Regions from separate parts of the Homo sapiens genome. Here regions 1 and 2 are each linked to region 3. A link is a contact called in ENCODE Hi-C or POLR2A ChIA-PET data. All regions are on one chromosome and are shown on one strand. Each heading gives the region's core, a stretch centred on a gene start or an enhancer-like site at or near the end of the contact. The rest is flanking DNA. Distances are from core to core; before and after follow the strand shown.

What was found. Hi-C counts contacts between places; a loop is a spot of excess contacts on that map. ChIA-PET counts read pairs that join two places held with the same protein, here RNA polymerase II (POLR2A). Pooled maps may share reads with other maps.
Region 1: a map of IMR-90 shows a loop between it and region 3 (2.2-fold over the local background). The contact joins two enhancer-like sites. A Hi-C loop is called at or near these places in 1 of 168 maps with a recorded cell type or tissue (IMR-90). POLR2A ChIA-PET finds 5 or more read pairs at or near these places in 1 of 52 experiments (activated CD4-positive, alpha-beta T cell).
Region 2: a map of heart right ventricle shows a loop between it and region 3 (2.1-fold over the local background). The contact joins two enhancer-like sites. A Hi-C loop is called at or near these places in 7 of 168 maps with a recorded cell type or tissue (Caco-2, HCT116, PC-3 and 4 more), 1 of 37 single-sample maps with no recorded cell type and 1 of 50 pooled maps.

Annotation. Positions count from the first base shown.
Region 1 is chr18:22,311,430-22,316,351 of GRCh38, reverse strand. The region is part of intron 1 of LOC101927548 (a long non-coding RNA gene); the gene reads left to right. Among named protein-coding and RNA genes, the nearest start is that of CTAGE1, 100 kb to the left of the region's middle. Within about 2 kb of position 2,156, at least 4 of the 41 ENCODE cell types and tissues checked have a DNase peak (open chromatin) inside an H3K27ac peak, as active enhancers do.
Region 2 is chr18:22,503,094-22,507,546 of GRCh38, reverse strand. No RefSeq gene overlaps it. Among named protein-coding and RNA genes, the nearest start is that of CTAGE1, 87 kb to the right of the region's middle. Within about 2 kb of position 2,711, at least 9 of the 41 ENCODE cell types and tissues checked have a DNase peak (open chromatin) inside an H3K27ac peak, as active enhancers do; they include heart right ventricle and left ventricle myocardium inferior, where a contact is called at or near this core.
Region 3 is chr18:22,429,451-22,434,299 of GRCh38, reverse strand. No RefSeq gene overlaps it. Among named protein-coding and RNA genes, the nearest start is that of CTAGE1, 14 kb to the right of the region's middle. Within about 2 kb of position 1,544, at least 11 of the 41 ENCODE cell types and tissues checked have a DNase peak (open chromatin) inside an H3K27ac peak, as active enhancers do; they include heart right ventricle and left ventricle myocardium inferior, where a contact is called at or near this core.

The DNA.
Region 1 (4,922 bases), core at 907-3,406, 120 kb after region 3:
CATTAGATCCCATAGGTTGGGTGTTAGGGAACTCTTTGCCAGGAACTGGGGACAAAGACCAAATGTCTTTCATATTACACCGCAGTAAGGATCCAAACCAAGTCCTCTCTTTTTCTTTCCATTTTATAAGACCATAGTTTATTCATTTTTCTTTCTTTTTTCTTTCTTTCTCTCTCTCTCTCTCTTTCTTTCTTTCTCTCTCTCTCTTTCTTTCTTTCTTTCTTTCTCTTTCTCTCTCTCTCTTTCTTTCTTTCTTTCTCCTTTTTATTTTCAGAGTCTCACTCACTCTGTCACCCAGGCTGGAGTGCAGTGGCATGATCTCCACTCACTGCAACCTCCATCTCCTGGGTTCAAGTGTTTCTCTTGCCTCAGCCTCCTGAGTAGCTGGGATTACAGGCGCCCACCACTACACCTGGCTAATTTTTGTATTTTAATAGAGTTGGGGTTTCACCATGTTGGTCAGGCTGGTCTCGAACTCCTGACCTCAAGTGATCTGCCCACCTCGGCCTCCCAAAGTGCTCGGATTACAAGCTTAAGCCACCATGCCAGGCCAGTTTATTCATTTTTAAACCACTGTATTGATATGTAATTTACATACCATAACATTCAAAGTGTATAAGTCAAAGCACATTTACAGAGTTATACAACCATCACCATAACATAATTTTAGAACATTTCATCACCCCAAAAAGAAACTTCATACTCTTTAGCAGTCACCCCCATTTCTCTTGTCTCCCTCAGCCCTAGGCAACAACTAACGTATTTTCTATCTCTATAGATTAGACTATTCTAGACATTTGACATGAGTGGAACCGTACAATATGGGATCCTTTGTGACTGGCTTCCTTCACTTAGCATAATGTTTCTGAGGTTTACCCACACTGCAGTATAAACAGTATTATTGTGCCCATGGAGGAAGTTTAGTATACTATAGACAAAACAGCTGGAAAATGAAAGATTTCAACTTATCAAAATAGGGTTAGAAATAAACATCTTTATTTGCTTTTTCACCTCACAATTTTTTATGAGAACGTACTATACCAAAGGCCCTGGAAAGATGATAAGACAGGTAAAATTGAGTTACTCTGATAAAGAAAACCGACAAATACACAACGCTTTACCCTATAGGTCTGACTTGTTCTTCAACACACATAAACATCATAGAATCATATAAGGTGAAATTCAGGGTAAATTTTCTGTTATTTTTCGTTTTCTTTTTTTTTTTTTTTGAGACAGAATCTCACTCTGCCACGGTGCTATCACAGCTCACCGCAGCCTCACCATTCTGGACTCAGGCAATCCTCCCACCTCTGCCTCCCAAGTAGCTGGGACTACAGGAACGTGCCACCTCACCCAGCTATTATTTAAATTTTTTGTAAAGACAAGGTTTCATCATGTCACCCAGGCTGGTCTCGAACTCCTGGACTCAAGCAATCAGCCCGCCTTGGCCTCCCAAAGTGCTGAGATTACAGGCCCCTGGCCACAGTAAATTTTCAACTCACTAGAATAAACAGAATCCAAAAGTAGTTTCTCTGAGAGGTGAATTGTATTTTAGGGGAAAAAAATAATGTTAACCAATACTTTCTGCTTTGAGTTACATTGAAGCTTGATGATTTTTATTTTTTTAATGGGGCAGGGGTTGTTTGGAAGATGTCACATCTTGGGAGTGTGCCTGAGAGGCCTGGCTTGCATGTTGTGTCAAAGAAATCGGGGCAGGGCCGGCATTTCTGTGGGGGCTGGTGCTGCCTGCCTTGACATCAGCCCTAGTCATCTCATTCTGCAGTGATGTGGTCATGGATGTATGTGCTCCAAGCCTGGAGGAATTTCACTGTGCTGTAACAGTTTTTCATTTACTGGAGGTCAGGGTTTGAATATCGAAAACACTTCTGATTTAGACAAGTTGAGGAATGATGAGACTAAAAGGTTTCTGTCAGCAAGAACTAACCTCTATGTGGGAACCCAGGATGTTGCACTGGAGTCGCTAAAGGGCAAGTTCAAGAATCCTTAAAACGATGAAGTATCTATCAGATCAGCTGAAGAAAACAGTAAAGTAATGAAACATATACCACAAATGTGATATTCGTAGTGTTTCCAAACATTCCTCTGGGAAAAGCAAGATGCTTGCTCAAGATTTTCAGACAGAGCCCCAGGACTTCAAGCTCTGGTCGTGGAGTGAGGCCAGAGTTTCACCATGGGACCAGCCCCTCCCACAGACAGCAGCCCGGGCCTCCTATGACCGGCTGCTACCTTGGAGGAGGATGTCCTTAGAAGCAGGCTGATGGGGGCCTCAAGAAGATATCTCACCCCCAACTCCTTCCCTTCCCTGGCTGCTGATCTGAAATTCCACCATTAGAAATTTATATCTTTGCACCAAAGCAAATGCTCCTAGTAAAAAAACAAACAAACAAACAAACAAAACACGCATCTTTTATCAGCCATTTACACCTCAGTGCAAATGTGTTTATCAGAGCCTTTGCCAAAGAGTCTTTTTTTTAGAAGGGAGGAGATGAAAAGAGCTAAGCACAAAAAAATGCCCAAGGATGAAGAAGTTACCAAAAGCCACAGAAGGGCAGAAAAGGAAGACAGGATGCACCAAAGATAAATAAACTTGGCCTCTTCCCATGGGTGCCAACTTGAGAGGATGAAGAGCTGACTCAAACTTATAGTAATCAAAAAGGGGAAAAAGGGATGCAAGGTAATTGCTGTGATATGGGGGAACTCAGAACTGTGCCTCCGACCATAAAGAGGAGGGAATAGGACCTGGACGATGGTTTATAAGCAGTGTCCATCCTCTCTCCAAGGGGCAATCCCATGAAGAACAACAGTAATGTGGGGGATTTGCCTGTGCTGCCCAAAACAAGGAAGAGGAAGCAAACACCTGTCTTACCAATCACTGGAATTCCTTTGTTTCACTTTAGCACACCACCAGGAGCCTAAATTCTACTTAATCGTGCACAGACTTTCTGCAGTTAAAGAAAGTAAGCAATGTTTGTCTAAAAAAATGTGATCTTGGGGGAAAAGAGGCCGTGACCCAGGACTCACACTGAGTTCCTGTTTCAGACCTATTAACAGGATGACCCCCAAACCTGGCAAGATGATGATTTGTTTATATAACGTGAAGATTTCAAAACACTACCAATGATTACAGCTCAGAGCTGTCTGATTCCATGGGAAATCAGGGAACCCCAAGAGAAGTCATCGAAGAATTAATCAGCTGCTTTCAGAAAATCCTCTTGGTTTCCTCTAGTTGACATGGTTCCTGAAAACCATCATGCCTGTTTGAGGAGCTGAAATTACCTACACTTAGTGTCAGTTTAGGTTACTGGTGACAAACCTACACATAGTTGGACGGCCTATGTACAGACCAACAGCACTTTGGGGGATCTATCTACCATTGACAAGGTACTGATCACTAATGAAGGGCAAGTTAAGGGATACTCTTTAACATTCTGTTTTTTTTTTTATTTCAATAGTTTTTGAGGTACAGGTGGTTTTTGGTTATATGGATAAGTTCTCTAGTGGTGATTTCTGAGATTTTAGAGCACCCATCACCTGAACAGTGTACACTGTACCCGATACATGGTCTTTTATCTCTCACCCCTACCAACTTTCCCTGGCCCCGTCCCCAAAGTCCATTACATCATTCTTAGGCCTTTGCATCTTCATAGCTTAGCTCCCACTTATAAGTGAGAACATAGGATATTTGGTTTCCCATTCCTGACTTACTTTACTCAAAATAATAGCCTCCAGCTCCATCCAAGTTGCTGCAAAAGACATTATTTCATTTCTTTTTATGGCTGAGTAGTATTCCATGGTGTATATATACCACATTTTCTTCATCCACTCATTGATCGATGGGCACTTAGGTTGGTTCCATATCTTTGCAATTGAGAGTTATGCTGCTGTAAACATGTAGGTACAAGTGTCTTTTTCATATAATGACTTATTTTCCTTTGGGTAGATACCCAGTAGTGGGATTGCTGGATTGAATGGTAGATCTACTTTTGGTTATTTAAGGAACCTCCATACTGTTTTCTATAGTGGTTGTACTATTTACATTCCCACCAGCTGTGTGAAACTGTTCTGTTTCACCTCATCCATGAAGGGAGACACTTAACATCAACGCTAGGTGTGTATAGATCTACATCTTCCTTGTAAGATGTAGGTGTTCATATGTTGTTTTTTTCCCAAAATATACGTGAATTGCTAAATTCAAAGAATGGGAGTGAAAGATTTAGATATGATGCTCCCCAAAATTATTTTGCCTGCTAAAAATACAGCTGAAATGCCTAGAAAAAGAAGTTCCAATTCTCTTTAACTTGTCTCACATCCGATTCTCATTCCAGATAATTTTATTCTTCTGGACTGGGAGGAAAAGGCCTACCTCACGAACTACAGTGTTAAAGATTCTCCCTGTAAGTGAATGTTTAATGAACTGCAAAACCCATCATAAAAAGCACTTCAGATGGCCTCAGTTACTCCACAAACCAACTATGCCTGAAACACACAAGCTTATGCCTTGGTTGTCTTTTCAGTTGCCACAAGGAGCCTATACATTGAGAGTATTCCTTTTCTCCTATCACAGTGCTTTAAAAAACAAAAATTAAAAAAAAAAACTTCCTTTTTACCATGGAGAATCTAACTGTATTTCTCCTCTTAGAGAGAACTGGTTCTGAGATGCTTTTTAAAACGTGTTTGTGGCATCTAAAAGTTCCCTACCTCCCACACTTTCTCAAGTTTGAAAGAATACATCATTCGTAGTTTGATGTATCTCCAAAACCAAGAACACAATGCAAGGGAGTGTACACCATATTTCACTCCACCGTGGAGTCACAGCTTTTTCTTAGACATGGTTTTAGCATAAAGTAAATTGTATTTCCAGGATTGCTGCCAAATCCAACAATACAAATAATGATGACCAA
Region 2 (4,453 bases), core at 1,462-3,961, 72 kb before region 3:
CAGAGAAAGAGAGACAAGACTCATTAAAATTTAGAATGAAAGAGGAGACATCACTGCTGATCTTACAGAAATAAAATAACTATAAGGAATACTATGAACGACTGTATACTAACAAATTAGATAACCTATGTGGCATGGACAAAGTCCTAAAAAAACAGATTACCAAAAATGATCAAGAAAACATAGAAAATCTGAATAGATCTATAATAAGAGATTGAATTAGTAATTTCAATTCCTCATTAAGAAAGCCTGCTCCTTTCTGGTGATTCTTTCCTTAGTCTTACTAGTTTCTTCACACAGATGCATAGATTAGCACTCAACAGAAGACTCAAGGGAAATCCTCTTCAGCTCTCTGAGACTCTCTCTCTCGGTGAAGCTCTCTCCTCTCTGGTGCTCTATTCTGAGAATTCTTGCCTCTTGAACTCTGAACTCTGTTTCCTCAACTCAGGGAGACCTCCAGGTTATGCATGGGCTGCTTCTGCTTGTGCTGTGACCTTGACATACTCTCTAGACAGTGAGCTGGGGCATTCGTAGTGCTCACATCATTTGTTTACTTTTTCTCATGGATCATTCTCCTTTGCCACCTCTTGTTCAATATCTAAAACTGTTATTTCATGTATTTTGTTCAGTTTTATAAGTTGTTTAGGGTGGGAGGTAAATTTTGGTTCTCATTTCTCTGTAATGGTTGGAAATGGAAGTCTTCAATGACATTATTTTCATTATAAAATGAGCAAACTTGCTGGGCGCGGTGGCTCATGCCTGTCATCCCAGCACTTTGGGAGGCCAAGGCAGGTGGATCACAAGGTCAGGAGATCTAGACCATCCTGGCTAACACAGTGAAACCCTGTCTCTATTAAAAATACAGAAAATTAGCTGGGTGTGGTGGCGGGTGCCTGTAGTCCCAGCTGCTTGGGAGGCTGAGGCAGGAGAATGGTGTGAACCCGGGAGGCAGAGCTTGCAGTGAGCCAAGATCACGCCAGTGCACTCCAGCCCGGGCGACAGTGCAAGACTCTGTCTCAAAAAAAGAAAAAAAAGAAAAAAAATGAGCAAACTTATTTAAGAAAATTTGGAAATTACTTAACACATAAGGAAATAAAAGCAAAATGCCCATTGATCATTCACCAAACACATGATATGTTTGTCTATTTCTTTCATGTATTGTGTTTCCTATAATTAGCTTGCTTTAATTTTTTTCAAAAATGAATATATGAATATGGTATTTAAAATACAATTTTAATACTTAAATTTTATTTAATTAAAAGTGATTTCATGATCACTTTCCTGTGTTCTTCCTTAGCATCATTTATAAAGCCTGCACAATACTCCAACATGTAGACGTGTGTGGTAGATTACTTAACCTTTTATTTACAAATAGACATTTAACTAGTTCCCACATTTTGTTACTATAATTGATAAATATTTTTACATAGGGATTTTTGTTTAAGATGAATGATTTACTTATGTTATATTAGAAGTAGTCAATATAAGTATTTTAAGGTATTCAATTCATTTTGCCAGATTGATTTCCAAAGGGCTGTATCAATTTAAAATATTTTATTCACCACTCCAAATACAATTATAAAGTACTTATTCTCTACCACTCACTGTGCCAGGTTCTGGTGATGTAAGATGATCAATACCCTAACTCTGAGTTCTACGAGTTTATAGCCTTTTAGTTGTAGAGACAAACATGTAAATAGATGAGTGCTACAAAGCATTATGGGCACTCTACAGACATGTGAACGGGACACAGTGGGTTACGTAGGGCAAATAAATGTGTCTATTTCATCTAGTATGGAATCTGATGAACAGTAGCGATTTAATCAAAAGTTGTTGAAAAAGGCACAGAGAGAGAACAAGCAGTTAAAGGAGTGACTATTCAATCCATTTAGTGACTTGTTTGGGAAAAGTATCTTAGAGGAACCTGTGATTTGTAATTAGCATATCATTTATTCTTTCATATATTCATTTTACATGTACTTTTGGCAGTGTGTCAGGGACTGTGCTAAGTGCTAAGGACATCATTGCTACTGTTACTGTGGAATTTGCTGCCTGGAAAGGAAGACAGAAAATAAACAAGCAATTAAAATAATGGAGGACACAGGATAGTATAATAGAAGTGAGTCACTTAGTGCAGGGGTCAGTAGAGGCTTTCCACAGGGCATGACAGTTAAGGCATGACTTGAAGGATAAATAAAAGTTAGTTAGAAAAAAAGGGGAAAAGACAGAAAAGTGAAAAATGGTTCCAGGCAGAAGCAATCACATCACTCATCTATATGCAAATAAATGTTTGTCTTATGTTTGAGTTGCTTAGAGATAGTTTATTTGCTTACATACTTTTCACATCCTCCCACCCAGCAATGTGGTTTACACGGTTCTTGGCTTTCTAAACCTTTTCTTTTATGAATAGCACAAAAGTAAACTTCTCCCTAGATCTGATCCAGATTCAAGTTTAATGGGGTCCTAATCCAGAGTTTAAATATGCTGCTTTCGAAACCACCCCATTTGATAAGCAACGCTGCATCCTTTCTGTAGTTGAGGAAACTGAGCTATGAGCTGCAACAGAGGTAGAGCTTTGTTGGGACTGAGGCCTTGCCCCTTACTGGATGGAGGACCTGGGGGGAACCACTTCCCTTCTCCAGGCTTCCACCTCTGCATCTGTAAAAGGGTGTTCCTAATACCTCCCAGGATGACTACATGAGTGACTCAGATAATAAATGTCAAGTCCCTAGTTCAGACTAGCAGTTTGCAATCCTGAGTTCTTTTCCTTGTCCTAAAGGGCCCAGGCACGAAAGCATCAATTTTACTTATTTGTTTTCCTGGGCCCCCTCTTCTAGTTAGCTGTGCCTTTTTGATGCTGTTTGATCATTCTGTCATTCATCTAATATGCTTTGAGTGCCTACTGTGTGCTAGGCAATGTCATTAGGTCCATCTCCCAACTCAGCCTCTCCTGAGAATTGACTACTTGTGATAGCTGAGGGCTCAGAAATCAAAGAGCTAAGCATGCTGTACACAAGGCTGGTGTGAACATCTCTGAGTGAGGACTGGCAAGGCCTGCCCTGCCTTGGAAAGTACTTGGCTGTGTGACTGCCCTTTACACTGCTCTGAGCACTGTCCCCAGACTGCTGGGTTCTCACTTGTCATATCCAACTTACCATAAGACCCTGGAGACATGTGAAGCCTTGCTCTCTGCACAGATGGTGGGGCCATACCAGGAGTGCTCTTGAATAAAACAGGACAAGGACCTACCCTGCAGCATTGCCCTAAGAAGACTTGCAAGCAGAAGATGGTGGGAACTGAACTGTCAACCAAAGAGCTGTGGAATCCACTCCTGGGACTGAGCAGACATTTTCCCAGGCTGACTTACACACTATAGCCACTCATCACAACAGAGAGGGATGGCCCACCCAATACCCTGGCCTGGGTCCCCTGTGAGTTCACGCTGTCTTCCGCCTTTGCAGGGAGATTGTAGCACACATCTCTCCAAGGTTACATCATCTCCTGAAGGCAAGGGCCTCTAGTGAGTTTTTGCTGGCTAAGTCCTCAGGGCAGGACTTGGTGTCCTTGATATAAAACATCTGTCTTGGGAGGCACAGTTGGGAAAGAATGAAGGATTTTTCTGGGAGCTCAACTGGCTCACTGAGCAAAGGCCAGGAGACATTTGGTGAAGTAGCGGAAGGCTGTAATATATAAACAAGATGTGAGTGTGCTTTTCAGGAGTGATGCATATCTATGGAAAGAAACCACAGGCCTCCTTTCTCTTCAGGCATGGGAAGAGAAAAGGACCTTTGTAATCTATGTGTGTTTATTTGTTTGACTCAATGGATAAACAGATATCAATATATTGCTATCTATCTATCTATCTATCTATCTATCTATCTATCTATCTATCTGTCTGTCTTGCCCTGGGGTATAAATGAGTATCTATAAATATCAACTTTTTCCCTGTAAAGTTTGCTGTTTGTACAGCATTCACTCTTTGTATAGATAGCTTCCTCCCATCAAACGCCTCAATGCCCTAAAATCAGTTGGGATGTTTTTCCAAAACTGCTGATAGGCTATCTGTATTTCTAAGGAGATGAAGGAGTTATATAATAGACCTTATTCTCTAACAGAAAAAGGAAGAAGCATGGGAATATTCCAACTAACCTGACTGAGGAGCTTGATAGAAACTTAAGGAAACAAGTCAGAGGATAAGAGCTCAGACTGTAAGAGGAAATGTTACTAAAGAATTTAAATGGCAATTCTGTCCTGGCCTCATTAGCTTTTTAAGATACACGATGTTGGGGCTTACCAGCTGGAGAGGACAATAGAGGAACAATATGAGGAAACAGGTGAAAAGGTTCTTCCTACCTCCCTGGACCTCCTGAGATCAGAAAGAAGGAAACAATCTGAAGATGCAGTGGATTTTCTCCCTTAAGCTTCTTTCTTCGTTCTCTTTTGATATTAATCC
Region 3 (4,849 bases), core at 295-2,794:
TACCGGGGATTAAAGAGATTAACTTGCCCAAGGTCACAAAGCTAATAAAAAGCAGATTGCAGATTTCAACTTGCTTTGTCTGACATGAAATCTAGTGTGTGAGGCACCACTATACATATCCACAGACACTGTAACTTCCCTTCCGCCTCTGGGTAATGTGCCAATTCCAGTCTACCGTAACTGAAACCAGCAGGGGAGAGTTCCAAGTGTGGACTAGGCCGAACTGATCCAACTACAAGACAATCTCCCTTTGGGGTGTCCCGATCCCACTGTGAGGTATGATCCTCTCACCCAGAGCATGTCTACAGAGCATCAAGTAACAGGATGGCTGAGAAAGTCCACATTTTATATGAAGCTTTTCTGTTTTAAAAATCTTTCAGCACTGTGTGTGCATACAATCATTTTTAATTATAGTTTTTAGCTCCTAAAAACTATAATGCATATATATGCTTTGGGATTATAGCCATCTGTTCTAAGTCTCACAATATATTCCAGATATAAAAAATAAAACATAAAACAAAATTTGAAGAAGTCAAGCCAGAGTTTGTAGTTGCATAAAAAGTCTCTTACTTGCTTGATGAATGATAGTGACTTATGGAATTATTTAACATCTTCATCCAGGTGTTTTTTTTTTTCCCATTAATAATAGTATAGCAGCTCAGATAGTTTACCAATCTAAGATCATTTTAATGGTGATGTGTTACTTTTCTCTTGCTTTGGATATTTAAAGCAAGATTTGCAAAGTTGTTTGTTCGTTTGTTTTTGCAGTTCCGTACTTTTTAGTCTTTGGGATGCCCCTCATGAGCAAAGTGTTAAAGGAGAACCCTGTTTCTCTATGTAATTGTAAATGCATAAGCTTGTAGCATCTCAGACTTAGAACCACATTGGAAATCTGGTCGGCGTCCCACGGGGTACAGGAAGCCTCCAGGAGGGGTCCCTGACAGCAGTTACCAGATTCTTCTTAGCCACTTCTGACAACAAACTGCGGAGGCTTAGCCCATCTTTTAACTGCTCTGATTACAGCTCCCAGGGAGGAGACAAACCTTTAAGAGGTCTTCCTAAACCTAAGTGTCCCCCTTGCAGGTCACTTCAGGATATAACTGAATCCAAATTATTAACTAAAGATGTAACGTGTTTTCTCTACTCCCAACCGCTCTCCAAGAAATGTCTTGACTTGCAGCTGCTACCAGAAAGAAAAAGCGAGAACGCCGGTGGCGCCTTCTCACGGACTCTATCAGAGCATGGATAGATTGTGTGCCCTGGGGGGCTGATGTGGACAGGAACACCAGGTTCTCCCTCGTTTGTTCTTTATCTGTACTTACTGCACGTTTTTCTGCCATGGACTTTTTATTATTCTAAATTGTGAGTGAGATAATAGTTGGTTTCTCAAAGTGCAAAGGCTAAACCTACTGATAAACTTCAGCCGCTACCAAAGGATAAACGCCACCCAAACTGCCAAAACAATCATGACCTCACTTCCTGCATGGAGTCTGAATGCTTCACCAGAAACTCAGAGAACCCGGCAGGCAAGGCTCTGGCACGGGTCACAGGCAGAGATCAATGAGTCATCCAAGCCGTTCCTTGGCCAATTCTTTTAAGGAAGGAAGATATGGAGCAAGTTATTTTGCTCCATCTCCCGTATCACTACTTGTGTCTCGGGAGACTTTGCTATCATCAAGCCTTTCAAAGAGATGAGTTTGATTCCCACTGTTCCTACCAGTAAAATTTACTTGTGGGATTTTCTAAAAGTCTGGGCCAAACATCAAACAACTTAGACGTTCCTATCCTCCCCAACGAATGGATTTTCAGGTCTGGTGTGAAAAACCTCCATTTGGGGCCAGGCATGGTGGCCCATGCCTGTAATCCTAGCACTTTGGGAGGCTGTGGCAAGCAGAACACCTGAGTTCAGGAGTTTGAGACCAGCCTGCCCAACATGGCAAAACCCCCGTCTCTACTAAAAATGCAAAAATTAGCTGGGTGTGGTGGTGCATGACTGTAATCCCAGCTACTCAGGGGGTTGAGGAAGCAGAATTGTTTGAACCCAGGAAGCAGAGGTTGCAGTGACCTGAGATCGTACCACTGCACTCCAGCCTGGGAGACAGAGCAAGGCTCCATCAAAAAAAAAAAAAAAAAAGTCCTCCATTTGGGGTGTGGTGGTGCATGCCTGTGGTCCCAGCTACTCCAGAGGCTGAGGTGGGAGGATCACTTGAGCCCAGGCAGTCGAGGCTGCAATGAGGCATGATCACGCCACTGTAATCCAGCCTGGATGACAAAGTGAGACCTTGTCTTAAAACAACAACTGAAAAAACACCTCCATTTGTATAATAGCCAGACCAGAAAAGGATACATTTAATTTGCAATACTAATTAGAGTTTTCTAAGATGAATATTTAAGACTTCCTGAAAGCATTGGCTTGGGAGTTTCTGAAGGTCTGAAAAAAAACCAGTAGCATTTGTGCGATTCTTGAAGTTCTAATGGTCCTAAAACAGATAAAACCGTTCCCAATGCCCGATGGGCTGTCAAATTGCTCCAGGGAAACGGAACAAATATTGTTGGAAGGGCCACGATGGAACAAGTCTTGTTGGTTCTACAGACACAAAGTTACTAAGGCCTTGACCTATCTGTGATTCTCAAACACAGTGGGAAGGACTAAAAGAATGCACAGGATCCGAGGGAAGCCCAGAGGAGAGCCCTGAGCCCAGCCCCGCCTTGGAAAACAGGGTCTGGAAGGGCTTTTCACGGTGGGCACCCTGACTGGGTTTTAGAAGGCAAGTAGGAATTAATGAATCCAGCTACAGTGTAGCAGGATAAAAGGAAATTAGAAATTGAAATGAGAAGGCCTATGTTTAAGACATGATTATTGTTATGTACTGAACGTTTGTGTCCCTCCCTCATCACTCATATGTTGAAGCTCTAACCCCCAATGGGATGAGACCTTGGGAGGTAATGAGACCTTGGAGATGGACCTTTGGGAGGTAATGAGAGTTACATTAGGTCTTGAGGTTGGGTCCTGCATGATGGGATTTGTGACTTTATAAGGAGAGGAAGCACCCACTGAGGAAGGGTCATGTGAGGACGCAGCAAGAAGGTGGCCCTCTGCAAGCCTGGGAGAGAGCCCTCCCCAGCACCCAACCCTGCCGACATCCAGATCTCAAACTTCCAGCCCCCAGAACCATGAGAAAACAAATGTGTGTTGCATAAGCCACCCAGGCCATGGTATTTTGTTATGGTTGCCTAAACAGACTAATATAATTTTTCTCCCTTATTACCTGTGTAACCTTCTTAGAGAAAATAACTTTATGTTTCTAAAACTGTTTCCATTTTATAAAATGGTGATGCGAATACCTAGTTTGCAGCATTGTTTAAAAGTTAAATGAGATAGTATTTCCATTCCAGCCAGAAACTGTGTGCCCATGACCTGGGGATGAGAGAGACTGAAGAACTGAAATCTCACCATCCTAAAACAGATCTGTTTGCACTTTGATCATTTCTTAAATACAAAGATTTCTCCCAATGACTGCATACATTTCATGTGGTAGTGTTGTCTTTCTTCTAGAAATCTGTTATTAAACATTATTGTCTCTTCAACAAATGGGATCTTAGAATCAGGGAAATATCTGGTCATGGTTTTGCCTGGAACAAGGAGCAAAGAGAGACCAGGCTGTGGCAGGAGAGGGGGCTGCAGAGGTAAGCATGGGACATAATTCATGGGGGCAGCCAGGCTTGGAAAAGAGCAAGGACAGGATAGAGTTTATACGTTGGTAGCTGGGAAGACAGGCTGAAGGCTTGGGAGTCTTACGGAGGCAGGAAAACACGTGGTGCAAATAACTGGAGCAAGAGTCCAACAGACCCAGTGCAGACAGAAAGTGGTCATTTGAACATGGGAATTCTCATATGGGGGAGTTTTGGGGAATGCATGGAACAAGCATAGCCAAGAGGGTGGCTGGTTGAAATGGAATCCAAGTAAAGGTCACTGGAGTCAAGGGGGTCAGGAAAATATTGTCTGGAGTGTTGGACCCATGTGTACATTGGCCTTTGATGTTCTGCAAGATGACAGGACACAAAGTGCAGAAGGCTGCTGCCAAAGCCTCCACAGCTTCTTCTCCTGAGTTGCTAACATGGGTGAGGGGTACCACTGTCTACCCAGTGATCCAAGCCAGGAACCTGGTATTCATCCTCATTTTCTCCCTCCCCTTCACCCCTCCATCCCACCAAGGAGGCCCCTCACTCACAGTGGCTACTTGTACAGCAGCTCTGCACCTCTTGCCAAAGGAGAGGCCTCACAAACACTGGCTGTGAGCTTGTGTGGTGAGGCCATGCAGGCCTTGTGGAGTCTTGACTCTTCCTTTTGTAGCTTGGTCAATGAGGGCTGTTGACCCAAGCACTGGGCTTCATCTGCTTCACTTGTAAGAGAGGATAATAATTGTACCTGCCTCAGAGGTAGTCGTGGCGGATTATGAGATTACACAAACATGGCATTGTGTGTGCATGTTGCACAGCCTGGCATACAGGAAGTGCTCACTAGGTGCTAGCTGTTGATGAGGTGGTATTAGTGGTGTTTTAGAATGCAGAACCAAACACAGGAAAACCCAGTTCTTCTTTGGTGGTAACAGAGGAAGAATGCATATCTCAAGTCAAAACTTAAGTGTAGTAAGAAGACAGTACAAGATTGAATATAAAGAACGGTGGGAATTGAGGACTGAACAGACAGAGGGGACCTTTGAGAATTCACTGGGGGTGGGAACTGATGTCAGCCCACATGGGAACCCTAACAGATGGGAAACAGAAAGGTTTGGCCAGCAGGGCAGAAGGATGGAATTCATGTGCCCTCTGGAGACCCTGTCCAGGA